Regions from separate parts of the Homo sapiens genome. Here region 1 is linked to region 2. The links are chromatin loops, found by intact Hi-C in ENCODE. Cell type or tissue: Calu3. All regions are shown on one strand. Each heading gives the region's core, and the rest is flanking DNA. Links, peaks and the distances in the headings are about the cores only.

The links. Peaks named below come from ENCODE experiments on the same cell type or tissue, not always from the same donor. Only the 100,000 strongest peaks of a DNase experiment are listed, where the experiment ranks them.
Region 1: it touches region 2 in a loop (2.7-fold over the local background); 4 of 110 quality-filtered maps call a loop at or near these places.

Annotation. Positions count from the first base shown.
Region 1 is chr2:100,364,180-100,366,679 of GRCh38, forward strand. No RefSeq gene overlaps it. Among named protein-coding and RNA genes, the nearest start is that of LONRF2, 43 kb to the left of the region's middle. In Calu3, for the core only: no CTCF peak of the experiment used is centred there; a DNase peak (open chromatin) is centred at 1,472.
Region 2 is chr2:100,285,657-100,296,156 of GRCh38, forward strand. LONRF2 (LON peptidase N-terminal domain and ring finger 2) reads right to left here. Exons shown (of 12, transcript NM_198461.4): 8 at 9,776-9,897; 9 at 8,573-8,731; 10 at 4,602-4,764; 11 at 1,258-1,407. Among named protein-coding and RNA genes, the nearest start is that of LONRF2, 32 kb to the right of the region's middle. RefSeq lists an enhancer at 5,275-5,915. In Calu3, for the core only: no CTCF peak of the experiment used is centred there; DNase peaks (open chromatin) are centred at 5,675 and 6,625.

The DNA.
Region 1 (2,500 bases), core at 1-2,500, 74 kb after region 2:
GCATTCCCTTCCACCAGAGGAGCAATTGTTTTTTAAATAGGCCTTTGGTGTCCAGTCTATTACTAAACCATATGAGTCATTTTTTAATATTACTGCATGTGAGATAACACAGTCTTCCCAAATTAAACTTTTAGATGGGCCCTCAAAATTTTTAGGGCATGGTTTTCCTGCAGGTTTATATTGAAAGTATGGGGTATCTCCAATTACTCCCCCTTTCATTTGTTTTAAAGGAGAAAGGGAGAGGCCAGAGACCAAATGTCCCGGTTCCTCTGTAGCTGATCTCTCTGGAAGATAAGCAGCCCAGATTTGAGTTTCTAGATGGATACAATCAGGTGCATGTCCGAGGCACAGAGGAGGATATTTATAACCCATGGTAACATTAAATGCAGTGCCTTCTTCTCCTGGTTGAGCAGGGCAATGGTCATCTATAGCTCCAGGCATCCACACACTATTATTAGTGTAGATTTCTGCAGGAGCATCTATCCAGGTAAGAGGTCGAATAAGTGGAGGAAAAGGCACATAAGAATAATTATGTGTAGCAGGTAAATCAGTGTGAGAGGAAACTGGTGAGACAGAAAGTATAAGGAGGAGAATCATTAAATAAAACCTACTGTAAGCGAGATTCAGTGCTGAAGGAGGAAGAGAACAGAGGGATGTTATTTTCAGGCTAATAGAAATAGTGAGATTTTTAGGTTTGTAAGGAGAAAAAGAAAGGTAATCAGGAGAAGTGGGATTAGTTAGATGGGTCTCCATTGCCATTAGGGAGGGTTGAATCAGACCCATTGTGATTTGGTGTGCCTGCTTCTGAGGAGTCGGCACAGATCTCACCACGTCTGAGGGCGGTCTCTGACACAGACGTCTTTTCCCTGTGGTTTTCATTGTCAGTATTCACCCGAAGCTTGAGTCTCCTGGTGGGTACCCAGACAGGGGATTGATGATCTCCTGGTGAAATACAAGCATATCCTCTTCCCCACGTTATAATTGTGCCAGGTTCCCAAGTATTACTTTGGGAGTTTTTCCATAACACTGGCTTGCCTTCGTTTAGGGAGAATTTTTTGCCTGTATAATGGCGTTTGGCTGCAGTTAGATTATTATTCTTAGGGACATTTAAAAAATTTAAAGTAAACAATGCCAAATGTAATTGGGAGTGGGGGGTAGTTAAATTATGTTTTTGTTGGTCAGACTATTTGGACAATTGGGCTTTTAAAGTGTGATTGGCCCGTTCCACCACAGCCTGTCCCTGAGGATTGTAAGGGATTCCAGTAATATGGGAAATTCCCCACTGTTGCATAAATAAATCAAAAGCCTTACTAACACATCCAGGGGCGTTGTCTGTCTTAATTTGATATGAAAGCCCCATAACTGCAAAGCAAGAATACAGATGTTTTGTAACATGGGCCGTGCCTTCCCCTGTTTGGCAAGTAGCCCAGTTAAAACCTGAGAAGGTGTCTACAGAAACATGCACATATGACAGTCTGCCAAAGGAGCTCACATGAGTCACAACCATTTGCCATAAAGCATTAGGAATTAGGCCTCTGGGATTAACGCCAGGTTCCTGGTTTAGAAGTACAAAGACTTGACACTGAAGGCAGCTGTGAACAATAAACTTAGCCTGTTTCCAGGTAAGAGCAAATTTATCTTTTAATCCAGCAGCATTGACATGAGTGAGATTATGGAACTCCTGAGCTTCTTGGGTTGCAAAAGAGACCAAACAGTCAACTTTATGGTTACTGGCAGACATGGGTCCTGGTAAACCGGTCCCTCCATTCGGGGTCCCTGACTTCCTACAACACAGAAACTAACCAAATATGTATTAAAAAAAACTAATTATCTGCTGTTTAAAATTCAGTGACATTAGGCAGGTTGGCTGAGGCAGAAGAATCACTTCAAACCCGGAGGTGGAAGTTGCAGTGAGCTGAGACCATGCCACTGCACTCCAGCCTGGGCAACAGAGCGAGATTCCATCTCAAAAAAATAAATACATAAAAAAAATGATACAGAAAGATATACCATGCAAACATGAATTTTAAAATTAAAAGTCTAATAGCTAAAATTGTTAAAAATTTAAATTTATTGTGATATCTATTTCATTCCTGACATTAAGTTAAAATTATTAAAGTGCATTTATTTATTTATTTATTTATTTATTTATTTATTTTTTGAGACGGAGTCTCGCTCTGTCACCCTGGCTGTAGTGATCTCTGCTCACTGCAAGCTCCGCCTCTCGGGTTCATGCCATTCTCCTGCCTCAGCCTTCCAAGTAGCTGGGACTTCAGGCGCCCACCACCACGCCCAGCCAACATCTAAGGCCAGGCATGGTGGCTCACACCTGTAATCCCAGCACTTTGGGAGGCTGAGACAAGTGGATCGCCTGAGCTCAGGAGATTGAGACCAGCCTGACCAACATGGTGAAACCCTGTCTCTACTAAAAACACAAAAATTAGCCAGGCATCATGGTGGACACCTGTAACCCCAGCTATTTGGGAGGCTGAGGCAGGAG
Region 2 (10,500 bases), core at 4,186-6,685:
GAAGAACGGTCGGAGAGAAGCAACATTGCTGGCTCTGATGGAGGAAGGAAGCCGAGGAATGCCGCCAGCCTCTACAAGCTGCAGAGACAAGGAAACAGACTCTCCCCCACAACCTCCAAAGAGAAACGCATGCTGCCATCACCCTGATCATAGTCTGGCCTGCAGAACCAGGAGTGAAAGATAATACATATGTGTTGTTTTAAGCCACCACGTTCGTGAAATTTCTTAACAGCAGTAGTAGGAAGCTAATATACCCGCCAAGTAGAGATTGATTAATTTGGTTAATAAACAACAACTCCTAGGAAAAAGAATGACTCATATCCTAATGCAAGTCAGTGTAACCACCATGCTTTCTGAATCTGAGTTCCAGGATACTGCAGAACAAAGGCTTATGCAAAAAGGGCAAGCCAGGAAGGACTTAATGGCAATTTCTGGCAGTTAAAGCATTTTTCTGTGTTTGGAAAAAAAAAGAATTCAGGCAGGGGGTAAAAGATAGAAGCTCCAAGAGACAGAAAAAAAAAGTTAAAATGGATGGGAAAAGACCTTTCACATCACCCTAAACCAGCTGAGAGCCAATCCCCCTCCCCTACTGTCTTTGACAGCTGAGCATCCATGTACAGGTGGGAGGTATACACTCTCAGGCACAATCTTAAACCAGCCCAGCCTGGCTCTCCCATCTAATGCAGAGGAGAGGCCCACCTGAGCTTAGAAATGCTCCACAAACCTAAGCTCATTCATTGCTTAAAGAACCAGCTTCACCAAAAGTACTTGTAGGGAGCACCAGAGAAAGCCCATGACAGCTGGGCAGCAGGGTACTTAGAGGACAAGGAAGTCACGCTACTAATGTCACAAGAATGATGGGATTTTTCTCTTCACTTATTCAACATCTCTATACCAGGTGCAAGGCAATGCTATGCGCCAAACGTGGAATGTTCATGCCAATACAATAAAGTTACTACTTAAATTTTAAGATGTGAGTGAAAGAAGCAAAAGGCTACAAAAGCTGACAGCCAAGCAGAATAAACTGATTGTTGTTAGAAAAGAAATTATGTTCTGTTAGAGAGCCTTTGTTGTTTTGCTTCACAAGTCATGTGCTACCACAGTAGGTGCTCCTTTGGGCTGTTAGTAGATGAACTGGTTCATAAGCAACCACATTGGGGTAACCAGCATCATACTGCCAAGCTCTCCACCAGAATGATGGCTCAGCACACTACAGCAGGAAGTAACAGAATTATAAAGGAAAAAGGGAGGGCATACCTGAGGCTCAGGTTCTCTGTCTGGCATTACCCCAAAATGACTTAAAATTTGTTCTTTCATGCGATCCTGGAGAGACGCGAACCAGGAAACAGACTGTTGATGCACAGAATCGTGGAGAGCGGCAAGTTCTTCATACTCTGGACCCTCCACCTGATCAGGGAAAGAGGCACAGCTGTGTGAACCATTCACAGTAATGCACGTAACACAGTCAGCGACCTCTGCACCTCCACTAAGTGGATTTGTGGCAGTTAGCATTTTAATAATTCATCAGTTTCACAAAAATGGTACATGCTCAATATAGAAATCTGCATTTTTTGCATAGTTGAAATCTATCAATTGTATCCTGATTTTTCTCTTAATACCATAATATAAGCACATTTCCTGTAATTTTGAATAATGTTCAATGGCTGCATGCAATTATATATTTGAGATACATGCCAATTTACTTAACTATTCACGTAAGTTATTTAGAATATTCTAGCTTTTTTATTTTTAAAAATAACACAATAATATAAACATTTATGGAAAAGTTGTTTTGTTTTGTTTTGCTTTTTTGACAAGGGAGGGAGGTATGGTTTCCTCAGTGTAGTTTCCTAGAGACCTTGACAGAATTACCAAGTCAAAGGGTGACATTTTAAAAATTGTATTCCATATCACCAAACTATATTCCTAAAGGCACGACAGGGCAAGACTACACTCATTACATTGGCCTGGGCTGATGGACTCCAGCTTGTGGTCGGCCACAGCACCTTAGACTGACCAAGCTTGGCCTCTGGTCCCTATGTCACTATCACATCTGTCATTTAAATTACGCCTCAGTCCTGTTCAGGAACACCTGGTAGAGGAGGAAGAGCATGGGACTGGGAATCACGGGGCCAGGGTTTGGTCTGGCTTCATCACCAACTCTCATGTGTGAATCTAGCCAGTCTCACAGCCTCGTTAGGGCAGAGTTTTCTCATCTGCATAATAGGAATAAACCATGAAGGTCCTTTCCTGTTACAAAATTCCAGTACCTACAAAAACTACGGTGTGCTGAGAAATTATAATATAATGCATATACCACCCTCAATTTGATTTATACAAATCAAATATTCATATGTGATAGAGGATTTTCTTATAAAAATAAGCTAAAATTATTTCATGTTGTAGCTATTTAAGCCCCCATTTAAAATAAGCGCATACACTATTAAAAGCTGTCATCTACAACAACGGTCAATAAACCCTGCCGTCAGGTCTATCCATCCCACAGAGAGACCCTGAGAATTATCACTTTCAGCTGTAGCTTTGAAACCCAGCTTTCTGGTCCAGCCTGGGAGCTGGGCTCCCTGCTCTGCTCCCATGCACTGGGATGACCAGAAACAGCAGCTGGAGGAGGCACAGAGACAGTGTCCTGGGTGTGACTCCATTCACAAATCCTAAGTGTACACCACTGCCCCCAAAATGACTTCCAGTGTGATGTGGGGTGGCTACGTACCCTCACTTCCACAATTCCAAATGTCAACCAAAGAATTTAAAAGAGGGATACAATAATTCCAAGGATTTCCTCCTTTTAAGTATTTTAAAATTTCTTGCTGCAGTATAATTTACAGACCAAAAAGTGCATAGATCTTGTTGAGCTCAAAGAGTTTTCTCAACTGTATACACCAGTCTGACCATCACCCAAAACCAGATAGACATTTCCACTACTTAGAAAGATTCTTCACCACTCCCTCCAGTCAATTACAAAGCCAACCCCACAAGCCTTTTCTGACTTCTGTCCCCAGACTCTAGTTTTGCCTGTTCCTGGAAGTATACAGATGAAGCCACGCGGTATGTGTTCGTCCTGTGTCTGGCTTCTCTCACTTAGCATAATGTCTGTGAGAGTCATCCATATTGTTTCATGCACGAGTGGTTCATTTCTTTTTATTGACAGGTAGTATTCCATTGCATGAATGGACCACAATGTGTTTACTGACTCAAGTGTGATCAGCACCTGGGCTGTTCCTGGTTTGGGGCTATAATGGAGTAAGACTGTTATGGACATCCTTGTGTAAGTCTGTTGGAGAATCTCTCAAAACATTTTGCTAATTTGTCAAATTATATGTCCTGATATTTCTATTAGACACATGAAAAAATTCTTAAGGGTTAATAAATTCAAGTCTTTTATATTTAGCTTTGGGAGGTATTTTTTAAGTTGTAGATTTTGTCACATTCTGAATTAATACCAACCTAGAGAACAGGGACTGACAGACTGCTGTTCATGAGTCAAACCGTGCTCACCACCATGTTTCCGGAAGTCACATTTAACGGAAACCAGTCATGCTCATGCCTTTACACATTGTCTATGGCTGCTTTTGCACTACAAGGGCAGAACTGGGTAGCTTCGACAGAGACCACATGGCCTCTGGAGTCTAAAGTACTTATTAGCCGGCCCTTTACAGAAAAAGTTTGCCAGCTCCAGGGCTACAGCATCAAATACAAATCAAAAGCCTATTTTGCAATGCGCAGGTTTACATGTTGCATAAGTACAATAAGGTCTTTTTTTTTTTTTTTTTTTTTTTGAGATGGAGTCTTGCTCTGTCGCCCAGGCTGGAGTGCAGTGGCACGATCTCAGCTCACTGCAACCTTCAGCTCCCAGGTTCAAGCAATTCTCCTGCCTCAGCCTCCCAAGTAGCTGGGACTACAGGTGCCCGCCACCACACATGGTTAATTTTTTTATATTTTTAATAGAGCCAGGGTTTCACCGTATTAGCCAGGATGGTCTCAATCTCCTGACCTCGTGACCTGCCCACCTTGGCCTCCCAAAGTGCTGGGATTACAGGCGTGAGCCACCATGCCTGGCCAGATCATTTTTTTAAAAGGAGATTTCTGTACCAGCTCCCAACTCAGGTAAAAATCCACTGAGAAAATAAATAACTGCTGAAGGCAGGGGCTCATGCCTGTAGTCACAGCACTTTGGGGCTACTACACTTTGGTTGAGGTGGGAGGACTGCTTGAGCCCAGGAGTTTGAGACCAGCCTGGGAAACACAGGGAGACTCTGTTTCAACGACAAACAAAATTTAAATTAGCCATGTGTGGTGGTGTGCACCTACAGTCCCAGCTACTCGGGAGGCTAAAGCAGGAGGATCGTTTGAGCCTGGGAGGTCAAGGCTGCAGTGGGCCAAGATCATGCTGCTGCACTCTAGCCTGCACGACAGAACAAGACCTTGACTCAAAAATAAACAAATAGATAAATAAATAACTTAAGTGATGAATTAAGGACTTAAGTAATATTGTCAGTACAAGTTTGACAAAGCTTTTCCACAATGCAAAGGGAAGCGAGAGGACCGACTGCTATAAAATACACCAGTATGATAAGCCTTACCTTTTCATCTTCAAGATATTCAATGTCCGCTGTGTTATAGCCATCTCTGTGGCGGTGGCTTAGCACTCGGAACCGACTGATGCCAATCGCGTCTACAACAGAACTTCCATCAGGAAACGTTCTCACGTCCTTAATCTCCAGCATGCATCCATACTCTGAAAGCCTGAAAAGACAGTTAGGAGAAATGACTGTGATTTTTAAAATGCAGGGGGCCTTCTTTTTCCCTGGATGAGAGTTTACTTTTAAAAGGAATACAAAGCCACACAAAACAGTGTCTCCACATCAGACCAGCAAGGTTATTGTCGCTAAGAGACACGTGCACATGGTCGCTTCTGTTAGATGTTAAATATAGTGGTGATGGTGGCTGCAGGGGAAGGGCTCCAGGTGAGACAGGACTTGTGCCTTAGCGGTTCCAACGGGCTAGTGTTTTGGGAAGGACCCGAGAGATGGGAAGAGATGAAATCTCAAATGTGGCTCCTCAGCCACCTTGGCGGGGCACCATCAGGACTGCCCAGCTGGTGCCACGCACACACTCGGCTTTCCAAAGCTCTCCCCAGCTCTTACCCACACTCCGATTGTAACTATCACCCTTATCCTAGTGATATTCTCATGCTACCACGTGCCAAGCAACACACGGAGCAGTTTATAATACATATGAATTCAAGCCCACACTTAAAATTTGATTCATCAAAAGTCAACAAAGTGAAAAAACAAGCTATGAGTTCCATGTGCACTGAGAATATAGAACACTAAAAAGAATGTGAAAAACGACAAGGAAAACCAGATAAACCACAAAACATATGTCTCTTGAACCCACCAGAGGGTGGAGATTGCTCAGGGTAACCAAACAAAGATCCCACAGGGAGAGAGTAGGCAGAACCCAGGAAGAGACACAAAAGTGTGTAGGAAGCATTCAGCTATTTTTTTTTTAAACAAATTGCCAATGACCTTGTGTGGGCTGGCACCAGAGTGCAGGTCTGGAGAGCTGCACTCACAAAGGGAGTTTGCATCACACACAGGATCCTGTCCACAGATAAGAGCCTCCTTGATGAGTCATGCCCTGCAGTGAGGCAGGCTTGGAGGAGCTGACGTTTATCTGGAGGCCTCTGCTGGTGCTGGTTGCTGGGGCAGCAAGTCCTCCACCTTCAAAGGCACTCCGCTCCTCCTCCCTCCTGCCTTCGCCCACAAGGTCTTCACCTCATTCCAATTCTGCCAGCTCTGCCCTCCCCAACCAAAGTGCCGTGGAAAGCAGTCCCCGGCCACTGCCTTCATCTCCTTGCCTCCCCCTCACTCCTCCATATCCTACCGTTCCATTAAAATGACTCCAAAAGAAGTCAGAGATGCCCTCTGAATTGCTCAAATCACTTGACAGGCTCCTGTCTGACCTCCCTAAGGCACGGCCCTGCAGACTGTTGCTGAGCTAATGCTTCTGCTCTCCTGAACCCTCTCTAACCAGCCCGGCCCTTCACAGCCCCTACCTCTGCATGTCCCTCCTGCTCCATGCTGCCCAGGGTGGTATTCTAGGCTATGTCTATTCTCATTCCAAAGCTCTCCCCAGCTCTTACCCACACTCTGACTGTAACTATCACCCGTAACCTAGTGATGTTCTCACGCTACCACGTGCCAAGCACCACACACAGCAGTTTATAATATATACGAATTCAAGCCCACAAAACACGGAGGCTCAGAGGAATTAACTTCTCTAAGGCCACAGGGAGATTTAGAGCCAAAATGAGAACTCATGGCAGTGTGATTCTAAAGTTCTCATGGTGAGCAGCTTTACTACACGTCCCCCAAACTAAAGAGCAGCGATGATTCAAACTGCCACCTGGATGCCTCTACTTATATACTTAATAAAACTCTCTCTTCCTGGTATCTAACAGGATGATCTCATTCATAGCATGGTGAAACTGGAGGCGCCCTGAAGATTCCTCTTCAAGGGAGGACTGAATGCCCCAGCAACCAGCAGAGGCCTCCAGACAAATGTCAGCTCCTCCAAGCCTGCCTTGCTGCAGGGCATGACTCATCAAGGAGCCTCTTATCTGTGGACAGGAGCCTGTGTGTGATGCAAACTCCCTTCGTGAGTGCAGCTCTCCAGACCTGCACTCTGATGCCAGCCCACACAAGGTCATTAGCAATTTGTTTAAAAAAAGAAAAATAGCTGAATTCTTCCTACACACTTTTATGTCTCTTCCTGGGCTCTGCCTACTCTCTCCCTGTGGGATCTTGTTTGGTTACCCTGAGCAACCTTCACTCTCTGATGGCTTCAAGAAATACATGTTCTGTGGTTTATCTGTTTTTTCTTGTTTTTCTTGTTGTTTGGATGGGAATAACATTCTTTTCAGTGTTCTATATTCTCAGTGCACGTGGAACTCTTATAGCTTATTTTTTCTCTTTGCTGACTTTAATCAAATTTTCATATATTCTAATTTACTAATCTCTCCCTCTGTTATGTATTCTCAGCACCTTGTATAAAAAATCTTTCCCCACTCCTAATTATAAAGGCAGTCCCCAATATTTCCTCTTAAATGTTTTTATATTTTGTTTTTCACATTTCACATTAGGAATGCAAATGTGTTATTTTTTTATTTATGGCATAAGGTAAAGCTTTTTCCCCCCCTCTCATTTGGACCACCCACTAATTTTCTGGGCACCCTTTACTGAGTAGTTTGTCTTTTCTCATACAATTGTCTATAAATTTGGCGTCCACATATGAGTGGACCTGTTTCGGATCTCTACATTATTGTGTCACTGGTCTACTTACTAAGGCTTGTAAACTTGATATTACAGGAATGTTCTCCTGTTTGTTCAGCCAGATCTGGGCTTAGTCTTTTGCTTTTCTACACGGATTCTAAAATCAGCTTGAGCAAGTCCATGAAGAAGCTTCCTGGAGATGCTGACAGGAATTACTCTGGATTTGTGGAACTGGATAGAGATGGCATCTCTACAGCATTGAGTCTGTGCACCAACGGACATGGCATTTCTCTCCTTTGATTCAGAACTTCTTATCTTTCAATAAAATTTCAGAATTTTCTCCATAAAGGTCCTACACATATTTTAAAAAGATCTGTCCCTAGATATTTATGGTGGAAAATTCTGAGTGGCCCTAAAAATGCAGTCTCCTCTTCTTCCTGGGCACGTAGGTGGACTATATTTGCCAGGCTCCTTTGCAGCAGGTGTGAACAGGAGGCAGCCCCCTTTCTCCAGAGTCCTTTAAGAGCATGTGCACCTCCTCCATAGCTAGCACTTGAATGCAGTGACCTCATCATGACTATGTAGGGCTGACAAGGCCCTAAGGGATGGGAGGGTCCTGAGTCCCCAAATCAGTCCACAGAGGGGAATGACCTGCTGGCTTGCAACACCCTCTCTGGACAAAGACGTGAAACGAGGGGAGGTGAAAACCAAGCTTAGTGTGTTTTTGTAAGACTGAAAATGATTTGGCTGTAGAGACAGAGAAAAAGCTTTGCGCAGGATATAGACATTTTTCTTTTTAAAATGTTTTTGTAGAGATGGGGTCTCCCTATGCTGCCTAGGTTGGTCTCCAACTCCTGGGCTCAAGCGATTCTCCCACCTAAGCCTTCCAAAGTGCTGGGATTACAAGCGTGAGCCACCAAGCCCAGCCGCAATTTTCCTAGACCTCAGAAGTTGGACTAGATTTGTTTGTATATAAATGGGGATAAAGAAAATTGCAGGCAGAGGGAAGCACAGAGGTGTGGAAGCATGAGCTGTCACAAGAGAAGGGCAAGTAGCATGGCAATGGACTAGTGGGTGTGATACTTGAAAGGAAGAGGTGGGCAGTGAGGCTAGAAAGAAGGGATGGGACTGCATTGTGGGCAGCCTTGAACTTGGACTTTGTTACGTAACGGGAGCCACTGGAGGTTTTCAAGCATCAGCCTAAATCATTCTGCAAGAAAAATGACAAACGATGCCCTTCATTAGGACCCTTTGAACCAAATGCTAACAGTTCTTACCCCGCGTGCTCAGCAGATAAACACATGCCAAACCGCTTGGTGCCAGTTTCCATGCATCTTCTTATCATAAGCCGATAGCGGGGCTCAAAAACGTGGAGTGGACATGGGACCGTGGGGAAGGCCATGGCACACACAAAGATGGGGACGTCTCTGGTCAGACTGCAGAGCAAGGGGACATGTTATCTCAGATGTATGAGCTGTTAGATCAGAGGGTGGTACTGGCCACCAAAACAGCAAAAGCCAGCCAACCTCAGTTCTCCCCTCTACAAAACAAAACCCTCAGGCTAAGAGGGACAAGAAAGCCAAGGACCATAGCATGTGAAAATTCTCTGCTCACCCAGGTTTCCTGACAAATCTGTCTTATTTAACTTGAGGAAAGAGAACATGCTGAATTATATTACTTTGCTTGGAAAAGTTATACCTTTTAAGCACTCTAAAAAAATTCTGATAAAAGCAAAAACTACATAGTAGTCAAAGGCAATGAGTTTTAGAAGAGTGGAAGAGTGATAAGATCGCTACTAAAATACAAAACTTTTACCATTTTAAAAGATGAAAACTGTCAAGCCTGCTGTGATTCGCAATCCTGGGTATTAGTTCTCATTCTCTCTACTTTTTAAAACTGTGCTTCACTTTACTCCACTTTGCAGACATTACATTAAAAATTTTTTGAGGTAAAATATACGTATACAATTTGCTATTCTTAAGTGTACAGTTCATCAGTAACAAATACATTTATATTATTTGCCTTTTATTTATTTTTAATATATAAATTATTTTTAATTATTTATAATAATTTTTTAATATAGAGGTGGGGTCTTGCTATGTTGGCCAGGTTGGTTTTGAACTCCTAAGCTCAGGCAATCCTCCTGCACTGGCCTCCCAAAATGCTAGGATTACAGGCATGAGCCACTGTGCCTAGCCTTCTTTGCTTTTTAAATCCTGAAAAATTCAGTATCACTTATTTACATACAAAAAGCAACTATACAATTTTGTTAAAACACTTTAAAAATATCTTATAAAAAAAGAAAACAAATTCTTATAACTGCTTGCAATTATGTTTCCAAAAATATTTTGCAATTAACATCCTTTTCCATTTACAGACCAAGAGAGTTCTCTGCCATGAAAAGAAAATCTGAGGTGAAGCTGAAGTTGACAAAGTTCAATCTGAACTTAAGACCAAGGACACACAACATGAGCACTTACTTTGACAGTTCTGACATTTCTTCATCATAAATTCTCTTCCTATCAGACAATTCATCCGGCAAATATCGAAATATTAATTCTTCGGCCAGAACAGTTATGTTAAAGTTTCTGCTTGCCAATAACTGTAACAAAAAAAAGTCAAATGATACTGTATGGTAATTGATTCTAAAGGACGAAGCTTCCGAGTGGAAAGGTGAACAAGGAGGTGGTGGGTGGGATCTCTGAGCAGGTAAGAAGGAAAAGGGATGGAGAGAGAGGCGGGCCAGCCTGTAACAAGAGCAGGGGCAGCCCCTCCACTGTGAGAAAAGGCCAGGAGGAGGCGTTCACCTGGATGAAGGATGAGGCAACTCAATCTTGACAGCATCTACATTTTCAACCAAGTGCCATGATGTTGGTGAGAGGGGAGGAAGTGAAGTAGGGCATGTTGGGAGAGGAGAGACTTTTGCAATGATCAGCTTGGAAAGTGAAGAACTGGAACTACTAGAGAAAGAATGTAAGAATGATTACTTATGTTTTGAGTCTAAGACTTAAAATTTTTCATTTAAACTGACACCAATCTTCCCAACATTATGTTTTTTTCTAGCTTTGTTGTATTACTTAGGATGCATGCAAAAGGCAAAGGTTGACTTTTTTTGGATTGAGAAAGAGAGAGAGGGACCATGGATTAAAGCGGGATGTGAAGGGAAGGTAGGAGACTGAACAAGAAAGTGCTGGGATCGGTGGGT